2 separate regions of the Homo sapiens genome follow, and region 1 is linked to region 2. Evidence: read pairs that join two places in POLR2A ChIA-PET (ENCODE). Cell type or tissue: CD4-positive, alpha-beta T cell. All regions are shown on one strand. Links, peaks and the distances in the headings refer to the core of each region. The heading gives the core; the rest is flanking DNA.

The links. ChIA-PET counts read pairs that join two places held together with the same protein. Peaks named below come from ENCODE experiments on the same cell type or tissue, not always from the same donor. Only the 100,000 strongest peaks of a DNase experiment are listed, where the experiment ranks them.
Region 1: POLR2A ChIA-PET joins it to region 2 with 5 read pairs; 5 of 35 experiments call an interaction of 5 or more read pairs at or near these places.

What each region holds. Positions count from the first base shown.
Region 1 is chr15:100,327,974-100,333,474 of GRCh38, reverse strand. ADAMTS17 (ADAM metallopeptidase with thrombospondin type 1 motif 17) reads left to right here. Exons shown (of 22, transcript NM_139057.4): 3 at 2,421-2,586. Among named protein-coding and RNA genes, the nearest start is that of ADAMTS17, 11 kb to the left of the region's middle. In CD4-positive, alpha-beta T cell, for the core only: no CTCF peak of the experiment used is centred there; a DNase peak (open chromatin) is centred at 2,654; H3K4me3 peaks cover 933 bases; H3K27ac peaks cover 826 bases.
Region 2 is chr15:100,569,690-100,574,933 of GRCh38, reverse strand. LINS1 (lines homolog 1) reads left to right here. Exons shown (of 7, transcript NM_001040616.3): 5 at 693-1,283; 6 at 2,869-3,040; 7 at 4,817-5,244. Among named protein-coding and RNA genes, the nearest start is that of LINS1, 30 kb to the left of the region's middle. In CD4-positive, alpha-beta T cell, for the core only: a CTCF peak has its summit at 2,332 (motif pointing right); a DNase peak (open chromatin) is centred at 2,323; H3K4me3 peaks cover 766 bases; H3K27ac peaks cover 1,789 bases.

The DNA.
Region 1 (5,501 bases), core at 177-5,176, 240 kb after region 2:
TATCAGTGCCTGGGCTCCACCCCAGAGATTCCGATTCACTTGGCCTGGAGTAGGGGCTGAGGCATCAGGAGTTTTCGAAGCTCCCCAGATCATAACAATAGGTAGCCGGGGATGAGAAGCCCTGAGCCAGGGGGCTGCAGGCAGTCTGTGCACGTAACTGCATTTTCAGTCGAATTTTTTCTTTCTGAGTAACTGTTATGTGGCAGACATTGGCAAAAACAGGAGGAATAATTCTGATCTTGCCTCAGTGGAACAAACCGTTAGGTCGTGAAAAGGTCCTATAACATGGGGTAGTGGGCTGGAATGTAAGAGTGCAGGGGGCTGCGGGGAAGGGGGTTTATTTAGGGAAGAGAGGTCAGGGAGAGAGAAGGAAGGCTGGTGGGTATTTGGGGTGAGACTGTGTGTAATGCATAGGTGGCACTTCTCAACAGGACGTTTGACCACTGGTGGCATGCTGACAATGGCAGTGTTAGGCTTGAAGGAACCTGGGGACAGTGAGACAGTGAGGGAGGAGGAGGCAGGGCCCTTCCTCACGCAGGTTCCCAGGGTGAGGGCCCTGTACAACCCCTCCTTCCTGGTGCTAGCCTGGCCACATCCCTGTTCGAGGTCGGGGCCCAAGAGGGCAAGTGGCTGCCGGGGCGAGTACCCACTAGTCCATTCATCCATCTTTCCCCAGCATTGCTGTTTTCTTCCTTAAGTTTATAGAAACCAGCACATGGGGGCCCTGAGAATTGTAAAGAAAAACCTTCCCTAAGGTGCTAAGTGATGCTTTGCATGTGTATATGAGTGTGTATGTGTAGGATTTCTCACCAAGGTGAGATCTCCCTGTCTTTAAAAATTTGTATCAGCTTAGAACTAACAGCTGACTGCTTTTTATGCCGGGGTTTGTGAATGCAAACTCTAGACTGAACGAATAATAACTAGCTTTGAAAGTGCTAGATCCTGGGGGGGCTTTGACCCACAGCCAGGGTGTTTCCAAATGAGTGCAGCCCCTCATTAGAGTGAAGCGTATCCTCTGGGGAGCAGGTGGGGGGTCCTCCCACGCGGGGCTCCATCCCAGGCACTGTGCCGTACCCTGCCCACTCTTTCTTGACTGCGGCAGTTTTCGGGTGTTCTGCACCGAGGCCGCATCGCGCACAGCTGTGATGGAGCTCTGCAGATCCCACTGTGGCCACCGTCTTCCATTTCTTCAGTTTCCCCAAAGTTTCCTAGTGAACAAACTCAAGTTTTCACTTTGAAGGAGAGGGAGGAAAGCTGTGCTCTCCTGCAGGTCATGCAGTGCCACTTTGAGACAGTTTTATTTGGGCAGTAAAATCTTTGAGTTTTTCTTGGCAAAAGTTCTAATGAAATGGAAACCTTGAAATATGCTTAGAGCGGTAAGTATGGCCTCACCCTGTATCTTGGGGACGCAAGATTGTAGGCGATCTTATTAGTTGATCTGATTTACTTTCCAGGAATCTTGGTACTGGTGCATCCTTTCAGAACGTAGAGCTGGGGTCTATCTCATTTGGCTTAAGTGAGTTTTATACTTGAGACTGGAGTTAGCTCTGCGTGTGGTGGGGAGTGCTGTTTCTCCAAGTGTGGTCCCTGTATTACATGGAAACTTCTTAGAAATGCACATTCTTGGGCTCCAGCAGGACCTCCAGGTGATTTGGGCACACGCTAGGCTTTGAGAACCAGGGGTGTAGTGTGTCATGGCTTTTGAAAAGTGAGGGTGGAAGAGGGAGACAAGAAAGGATGCCATGGCCCCCTGAGACTCATCCGCCAGATCTCCTGAATCTGCGATCAAAGGCAGTTCGGGATTGTTCCCAGGAGAAGGGGATGTTGACTGCATCGATCAGTGTTCAAACCAGGTCCTCCCCTGGCCCTGCCTGGGTTCGATTTCCTTGAGAGATTTACCATTTTGACTCTGCATAAGAAGGGAAACTAGCAGCAGGTGCCTGCTGAAGGAGGGCAAATTGTTTTGATGCTGTCAAAACAATACTAATGTTACTCTTAATATACCCAGGGATAAGATACATTTTTCCATTAGGGATACAAATGTCATTCCCAACAATTTCAGTGTTGCCTCCCAGGTGGACTTTTGGGGGGATGATTTTTGAAGTAACTTAAAAAATAATTTTAAAATTAAAAATTTGATAATGAAGTAGTTCATCTTCTCTGAAAGCCAACATGGAAAATGGATGCTGTTGTATCTGTCTCTGTACCCCTACCCCCAACGCAGCTGCTCTGTGGTATGTTTGTAAGTCACACACAAGCTCACTCTTGGGCTCAGGTAAATCTGACCAATCTGCAAAGAAACGAGCCCAGACCTGGAAAACCAAATCACAGCAAGGTGGTCTTGCCTGCCCCTCCGGGGGGCCATGGGCGTGTGTGAGTGAGGATGACCGACATCGCGTTTCCTTCTCCTTTCTGGACAGGTTGGCCTCATTCAGCTTGGGCAGGAGCAGGTGCTAATCCAGCCCCTCAACAACTCCCAGGGCCCATTCAGTGGACGAGAACATCTGATCAGGCGCAAATGGTCCTTGACCCCCAGCCCTTCTGCTGAGGCCCAGAGACCTGAGCAGCTCTGCAAGGTTCTAACAGGTGAGTCGGGGCAGCAGCATGACCAGCTTAGAACACACGCACAGCCCACATCCTTTGTGTGTCTCCAAGTGCACTGAAGCCACATGAGTGAGAACTTACCTTCCCCTATATTTCAAAAGCTGTTTTATTGCCCTGAGACCACTTCCTTTTCCTTTCTATGTGTCTTAGTGTCGGCAGTCCTTTGAAAAAGTCATCGTTTTGTTTCTGCAAGGAACCTAGGATCTCTTTCATGCAGTCCCTCAATTTTATATATCAAGAGCAAGTTGAGGTCCAAAAAACCTTGTAGCCGAGCTTGGATAAGAATTCCCTCCTCCTGGTGCCCTGGCCAGGAGCTCACTCTTAATAATACAGTGCTCCCGAGTTCTGGCCGCAGTAACTAAAGCCACCTGGGGCGCCTCTGAAGCTGTGATTCGATTCTCGATTCTTACAGTGTGGCCCCCGGGCCAGCAGCATCAGCATCACGTGGGAACTTGTTAGACATGCACATTTTCAGGCCAGAGCTGTGAATCAGAAACCCTGGGGGAGGGTCCAGTCATCTGTAGTTTCACGGGTCCTCCAGGGGATTTAGATACGTGCTAAAGTGTGAGAACCACTGCTTTAAAACTTGCCATGCACTGGCCTGTCCCCCAACATCCTGATCTGTTTTAGTCTGGGGTATGATTTGGGTGCCAGGGTTTTTAAAAGTGATTTTAAGATGCAGTGTGGGGGGAGAACCTGGGGCTCTTATACTCTGGGTCTCTCTTTGAACAACCCTAATGTGGATGACCTGTCACCTGTTTAAGGACATTTCATGGGGCTACAAATGTCCCCAGATGAAGTTGGAGCACAGGTGGCATTTCCTCCCAGGAGATCGTGGGACCCCACTGCTGACTTCTGGGGGTTGTGCTTCTGTAGTTTAAAGACTTATCTTTGTATGAAAATGCAGTGTGTCTTGGTTTAGTATTCTGGTGACATTGGAAACAATGTGTCTTGGTTTAGTATCCCGGTGACATTGGGAATAAATTATGTGACTGCTTTAGAATTACCTTGTTATTTGTAAACAAGTTTTGCAGTTGAGCTCAGCTGCTGTGTGTGGACTGGATGGCAGTACATTGACTTTCTCCTTAGCCTAGTCTGTGTGGGCAAGGTGAGTATTAGAGGTGATTGTGCTGGATAGAGGGCATCTCTGAAACCTCAAGAGAGCTTTGAGTCTCAAATGGAGACATTAGGGTTTTTCTGTTCTTTCTGCCTCCTTACAAAAGTGAGGAAGACCCCGTACAATTACTAGCACCTAAAAAATACCTTTTAATAGGAAACAGGGTCTTTGGTCTGACAGTTGGTTGTGTGTGGATTTGATGTCAGTATGGCTTTTTTTTTTTTTTTGGAGACACGATCTCACTCTGTCACCCAGGCTGGAGTGCAGTGGTGTGATCATGGCTTGCCACAGCCTTGACCTCCTGCGCTCAGGTGATCCTCGCTCCTGAGTAGCTGGGACCACAGGCGTGCACCACCACACCTGGCTAATTTTTGTTTTGGTAGAGATGGGTTTCACTGTGTTGCCCAGGCTGGTCTTGAACCCCTGGGCTCAAGTGATCCTCTCGCCTTGGCCTGCCAAAGTCCTGGGATTATAGGCATGAGCCACTATGCCTGGCCCCCTGCAGTGTGCTATTTTTAACCTGAGCCCCTGACCCTACCTAGTTCTGTCTTGACGTACCGGCACAGAGGCAGAGGGATTTCTCTACGGCAGTGGTTCTCAGTCCTGGCTGTACCTTAGCATCACCTGGGAAGCTTTAACAGCTACTCACGCCTGGGTCCCACCCACAGAGAACCACTTTAATTAGACATCCTGGGGACATCTGGCAAAGTAAAGACTCCCAGGTGGTTCTGATGTTCAGCTGGTGTTGAAAACCACATCGCTAAGGACTGTTAAACCTGAGGAATAGCACCTGTGGGCCATCGGGAGTGGATTTTCCCATTTGAGCACCTTCAAGCAGGGCCATGCAACGAAACAAAGGACAGATGTGTCTTCTTCTCACTGTTCTCTCTGCTCACGCCACCGTTCATCAGACTCTAGTCCATGGTCAGAACTCAGCGTGCTTGTAGATGAGATAATGGGATGTTTGTCTAATGGCCGCCTTCCATCCCCTTTAGTGGTGTGATACTGAGGATCACTGACATGATAAATGGTGCTTGTGTTTGCATTTTTGTCCCTAAGGAGAGTTTTGAGGCATTCTTTTGATAGACTGTTTAGCCTTTAATGAGGAAATAAAATTAACAAAATCAGGGTGGGGTGGGTGTGATGGAACAAGTTAAAACAAGAGCAGCCACGCAAGACTGTAGGGAGAAATTTCTGAACTTGCTTAAAAATACAATCTCTCCTTCCCTGCTCTCAAACCTTGCATCAGCTTGCTTTTTGGTGCGGGAGTAATGTGCGGATTTAAGGTTGTGCCAGACTCAGGCTCTGCACTAGTCAGGAACACAGACACAGAGGAGAGTTACATATTTTGCTTCTGGTCCTTCTTGCATTGCATGAAATATTCAGTAAATGTGGCTGTCCTGAGAATGACAATGGGCCTTTTAATAGGCTGAGCTAATGAGCAGTCAGTTAGGCCCTATCTAGTTTGGATTAGCTTTCAAACATCAGGAGTTTAGAAATCGGGAAAATTAATTTACTGGGACATCTGCAAAGTACATTCTTTAAGTTTCCTAGAAGTTTCCTAATCTTTCCTAGAAAGATTAATCAGATTAATCCAAGCTTTCCCATGGGAACATGCTCTTCCTGGCTGAACATGGCAGCCATAGGTTTCGTGCCCTGTTGGTGACCCTGTGTTATGATAGCCTTGGACATGGTCTGAGAGTAGCCTTGCCGGCTCTTGTAGGTGAGGAGAAGTCTAAGAAACTTCCTCCATGAAGCACTCAGTGTACTTGAAAGGTGA
Region 2 (5,244 bases), core at 1-5,000:
CATTTATAATGAGAAACAAAACTTAATTTGGAACATCTGATCTGTCTTAAAGTAATGAAAAAGTCAGTCTCTTCCAATATATTTTGATTGAGGATAACCTGTTTTAAAAGAAAAAAAAGTATAAGGAAAAAAGTAAAGCTTTTCATGAGCACAAATCCCTTGCATTGTTTGATGTTACTGATATTCGTAAAATGAATATTTTTTGTTTTGTTTTGTTTTATTTTTTTGAGACAAGTCTTGCTTTGTTGCCCAGGCTGGAGTGCAATGGCATGATCTTGGCTCACTGCAACCCCTGCCTTGCGAGTTCAAGTGATTCTTCTGCCTCAGCCTCCCGAGTAGCTGGGATTACAGGCGCTCACCACCACACCCAGCTAATTTCTGTATTTTTAGTAGACACAGGGTTTTACCATGTTGGCCAGGCTGGTCTCAAACTCCTGACCTCAAGTGATCCACCCGCATCGGCCTCCCGAAGTGCTGGGATTACAGTTGTGAGCCACCACACCCAGCCATAAAATGAATTTTAACCGTGGTTCTTACCCATTAATCTGTGTAACCTCATTTGTTAATGTTAGAGGTAAACATTCCAAATCTGTTTTTTCATCTTAAAAAGTGATATTTATAAAAAGTGAATTGTAAAATTGTTTGAAGAAGACTGTTTTTCCTGTTTATAATTCCTATTTTTATAATTGCAGAAATTCTAAAGCAGTTCCTGACTCATTTCGACACCATTTTTGAAGTGTTTTACAATTCCTTATTCTCTCAGCATTTTGAAAACTGCCGGGATACTTCTAAAATAGTAAACATCCTGATGTGTTTCCTGGATTTGCTTGAGCTTCTCATCGCCTCCAGAATCCACCTGAAGTTACATTTCACTTGCCAGAGGATTTTATTTTTGAAACCATCTTGCATGCTAGAAGTTATTACCTGGCCTATTCAGGCTTTTGTTAAAAGGAAGGTCATCATATTCCTCAAAAAGTGCCTTCTCTGTAAAGTGGGTGAAGACCTCTGTCGTGGATCTGTGCCTGCCTTAATGCCGCCAGACCATCATGTAGCGGTGGACATGCTGGCTTTAGCTAATGCTGTTTTGCAAGCTGTGAATTCGGGGTTGTTGAAGACACTGTCTGTTTATGAAAAACATTCCTTTTTTGGAGGTGATGAAGTTCAACCTGAATGTGAACTTATCACTAGTCCAGATCATGTGATCCTTAGAGCAGCAAGCTTAGTTATAATGAAATCCTTAGAAATCAAGTTTCAAAATTATTCTTCAGCAAGTGAAGTGAAAGGTAATTCTCCAAACTCCTTTTGTATGCAGTGTGTAATTATTTACTTAAGTACAGTAATTCATAATTATCAAATCTCAGGACTAGTTTAAATTCCAGTAATTTAAGCTGTATGTTATCCTATTTGTAACTTATTACATTTTCAAAAAAAAAAAAAAGAACTGGATTTACCTTTAAGAAACATGTCAGCTTTTTGTGCCTACAATGAATTTGTAAAGCATAAGGAATGATTTAGGTTTAAAAAAGTTGCTGTTGAGTCATCTCAAAGTAAGTGATGGAAATCAATTCATATTCAAGTATTTACAGCATTTTATTTATATTAATCCTTTTTTTTTTTTTAATCTAAACTGCAGGTGCGTGACCATGGCCCACTGCAGCCCTGACCCCCCTTCGGCCCATGCTATTCCTCCTGTCCCAACCTGGGAGGTCCTAGCCTGGGAGATCAAGGCTACAGTGAGCCGCGACCCATCGCACACCTGCACTCCAGTCCTGGTGCAACAGATGGAGATCCTTTCAGGGAGAGAGAGAGAGAGAGAGGAGAAGACAGAGAGATTAAAGAAAAATATGTTCACTCCCACTTATGTGTTTATTGTTATTATTGTTTGTTGTTATTTCTTTGTTATTGTTGTGTTTACTGTTTATTTATTTTGAGGCAGGGTCTTGCTCTGTCTCCCAGGCTCACTGCAGCCTCAACGTTTTGAGCTGAAGTGATCCTCTCGTCTCTGTTTCCCCACCCCATTTGTATTAATCCTTCATACAATTAGTGTTTCCACTAATGTAGATTATTGAAAATTAGATATTGAATTAAAGCTAATATATGAGAAGTTATATTGACAAAGAAATTGTTACATATATAATTTCCAGAATAGTAACTCAGGAGTTCAAAGTCTTCCATTTTACTTGAGAAAAATGAATAGTAAATGTCTCTAAACAGGCAGCATACAGATTCAGTGAAAAGTTTGAATTGTGAGCAATGACATCACTGAATTGCTTTGGATATAATTTAGCTTTTAATAACTACACATTAGTTATAATTCTGTGCAGTTTTAATTTATAACACTAGATGGCACCTGTTATATAATTCAGTTTTAAATTGTAGTTCAAACTACCTAAAACGTTTTTTATTTTTGTGCTTAATAGTAGTACTTCTATGCTTTAAACAAACAAAAAATATGTTTTTCTGTTATTTTGAAGACAAAATTATTTTTGCTTGGTTGCATTCTTGGACAGACAGCTCTGGCATCCGATGAAGTGATCTTAGTTGTCTGCTCATTTATTTATCTGCTTTTAGCAAGAAATCACATAACTTTTATTTCTAAGAGACAGTTGTTAGGCAGTTGTTGCAAATAGATGATGTAGCTGTACATTTTAAATGTATGCTCTGGAATGAGTCACTTTTTTTCCCTGAGCCTCAGTGTCCTCATTTGCCAAATAAAGATGCTTCCTAACTGATTCCTGATGACTTTTTGAAAGTGAATTAGGATAATTGCATCTTAAGGTACTTTAGACACTATGAATTTATATATAGGCAAGATATTCATTCATTCATAAACTATTGCCTACACTTTGAAATTTTCATTTTTTGAAGTTGACTTACAGAGGTTCATGTCTGAGTTACTGACCTTCTTAAAGCCTCATCTTCAGCCCTCTCTGCAATTACACAATCCGTGCAAATGGCTGTCTCGGGTTTTCATAGAACAAGACGATGACATGCTGGAGGCTGCCAAGGCATCACTGGGCATCTACTTAACACTGACCAGGTTAGTGTATTTTAAAGTAATTATTGAACGGCCTACAAGTCAGGAAAGCAGAAAACATTTCTGAGAATGTGCTGGGCGTGTTGCTTACTTTCATCATTTGGGGGAAAACATCCTGTTGCAGTTCCTTTCTTTAACCCTGACTTACATGAAAAGGAGATTGCATTTGTATCGCTAGGAAAACCTGGCTGGCTGGGCAGTTCTCAGGTAGTATAACTAGATTGGTATCTGAAAACATGGCTTCTGATTTGGTCTCCAGTAAGTCAGTACACTTCTCTGAATCTTAATTGTTGTTCATTTAAGACCTCTTTTCACCCCTAAGACTTACTTTTTTGTATTAAGCTTCAGTAAGATGATCTTTGCCTTTGTAAAGGTGAATACAAACTTAGAAATAATCAAAGAAGCTGTTCTGAATTTTCGTTTCAGTCGAATTTGGGCTGATACCTTCTTGAGGCAAATGTCTGAAATTGGTTAAGTTATGTTACTGATGATTTATACTGATTGTCTCTGCTTTATTAAAATAGCTGTACTTGGGTTAATATCTTCTTGTGGCAAATATCTATAATTGGTTATGAAGCTAATAACCGATGACCTTTTCCACTGTTTCTGCTTCTGCTTTATTAAAACCCTCACATATTTGCTTTATTTCCATTTCTTTCTTGGCCTGGGAGAAAGGGATTTCTTGCTAATGATCTGTGGTGCAGCGTTGTGCCGCCAGTACTTACTTGTATTATGACACTGCTGGCAATGGCTGCTCTTAGACTCTTGAGTGTTTGGGGCCAATTTTCAAAAGGTCCTAATCAAGAACACAAAATTCCTGCATGTGATTTGAATTAGGTTCAAAATGGTCAAATACAAGTTCAGTCTGAAAATGCACACGCCTGTAAGAGTGTATCTTAATTGTACTCAAAGTTAGCTCCTTACTCCTCAGGAAGTGGAAACCCCTGAATGAAACTGACTTTGTGTGTGAATTTCTCACTTTCTGAATCCAGTTCAGTGTGTCCAGAGAGGCATGTGCTTACAACATAGATAGTTTTTTTCAGATGTAGTTGTATTTGTTAAGATTTTTTTGGTTGTAAATGATAGAAACCAACTCTAATTTGAGCAAAAGCCAGCATTTATTGGCTCATAACTGGGAATTCTAAAGGGTCAAGTTGGAGTCAGGTATAACTATATGTACAGGGACTATAATCAATCATGTCATCAATCACTTCTCAATTTTTCTCTGTCTCACAGTTTTGAATTCATTCTCAAGGCATGGCCACCGGCAGTTCAAGGCGTACCTCAGCCTTACAGTTATAATCTTCCATAGCTCCAGCAAAAGTCCCAGGGGAGACCTGATTAACCCACTTGGGTCACAGAGCCTTGTCAGAACCAGTCATTGTGGCCAGGAGCATGGAGTGCTCTGATTGGTCAATCTGGGTCACATGCCCACCCTTGTTGAGGGTAAGGAAGGAGGTTTAGGAATTATCTTACCACATGGAATTGGTTACCTATAAGAATGAGGAGTTCTGATGTCGAGAGAAAGAACAACAGGTAACTTTTATTGGGCAGACAAAAACTAGAACTGCCAAAGTCAGTGGATTTTGCTTTACTGAGTCAGATTTCTTTAGAGCTTATGGGGAAGGGAATGGGTTTTGAAATTTTTTCTTTTAAGAAGTGATGCATAGATTTAAAAGTAATCTAATAGGTTAATTTATGGTATGTGAATTATATCTGGTAAAACTGTTTATTTTTGTAAGGTCATTAATCTGCATTCTCCATTATCTTCATTTTCAGAGGATGTGAAGCCACTGAAAGCTTGACTCAGGGAAAAGAAATGTGGGACCATCACACACATGAAAATGGCTATAATCCTCACTGTATTTTCTTGTTCTTCTTGAAAAATATAGGATTTGATTCCACAGTTCTTCTTGACTTTTTGATTTCATCAGAAACCTGTTTTCTTGAATATTTTGTTAGATATTTAAAATTACTGCAAAAGGACTGGGATAATTTTTTCACCATTTGCAATAACTTTGATGCAACTGAATCTAAATATGACATAAGTATTTGTGGCTGTGTCCCCTCACTTGTCCAAGACCAAAGCTCCAACCAAACAATACCCCATCGTTTGACTGCTCCTCATAGTCACAGAGATGTGTGTGCTCGGCACTCCTGGGCTTCCGATGCTCCCTCTGAACCACTGAAAGCTGTGATGTCCAAGG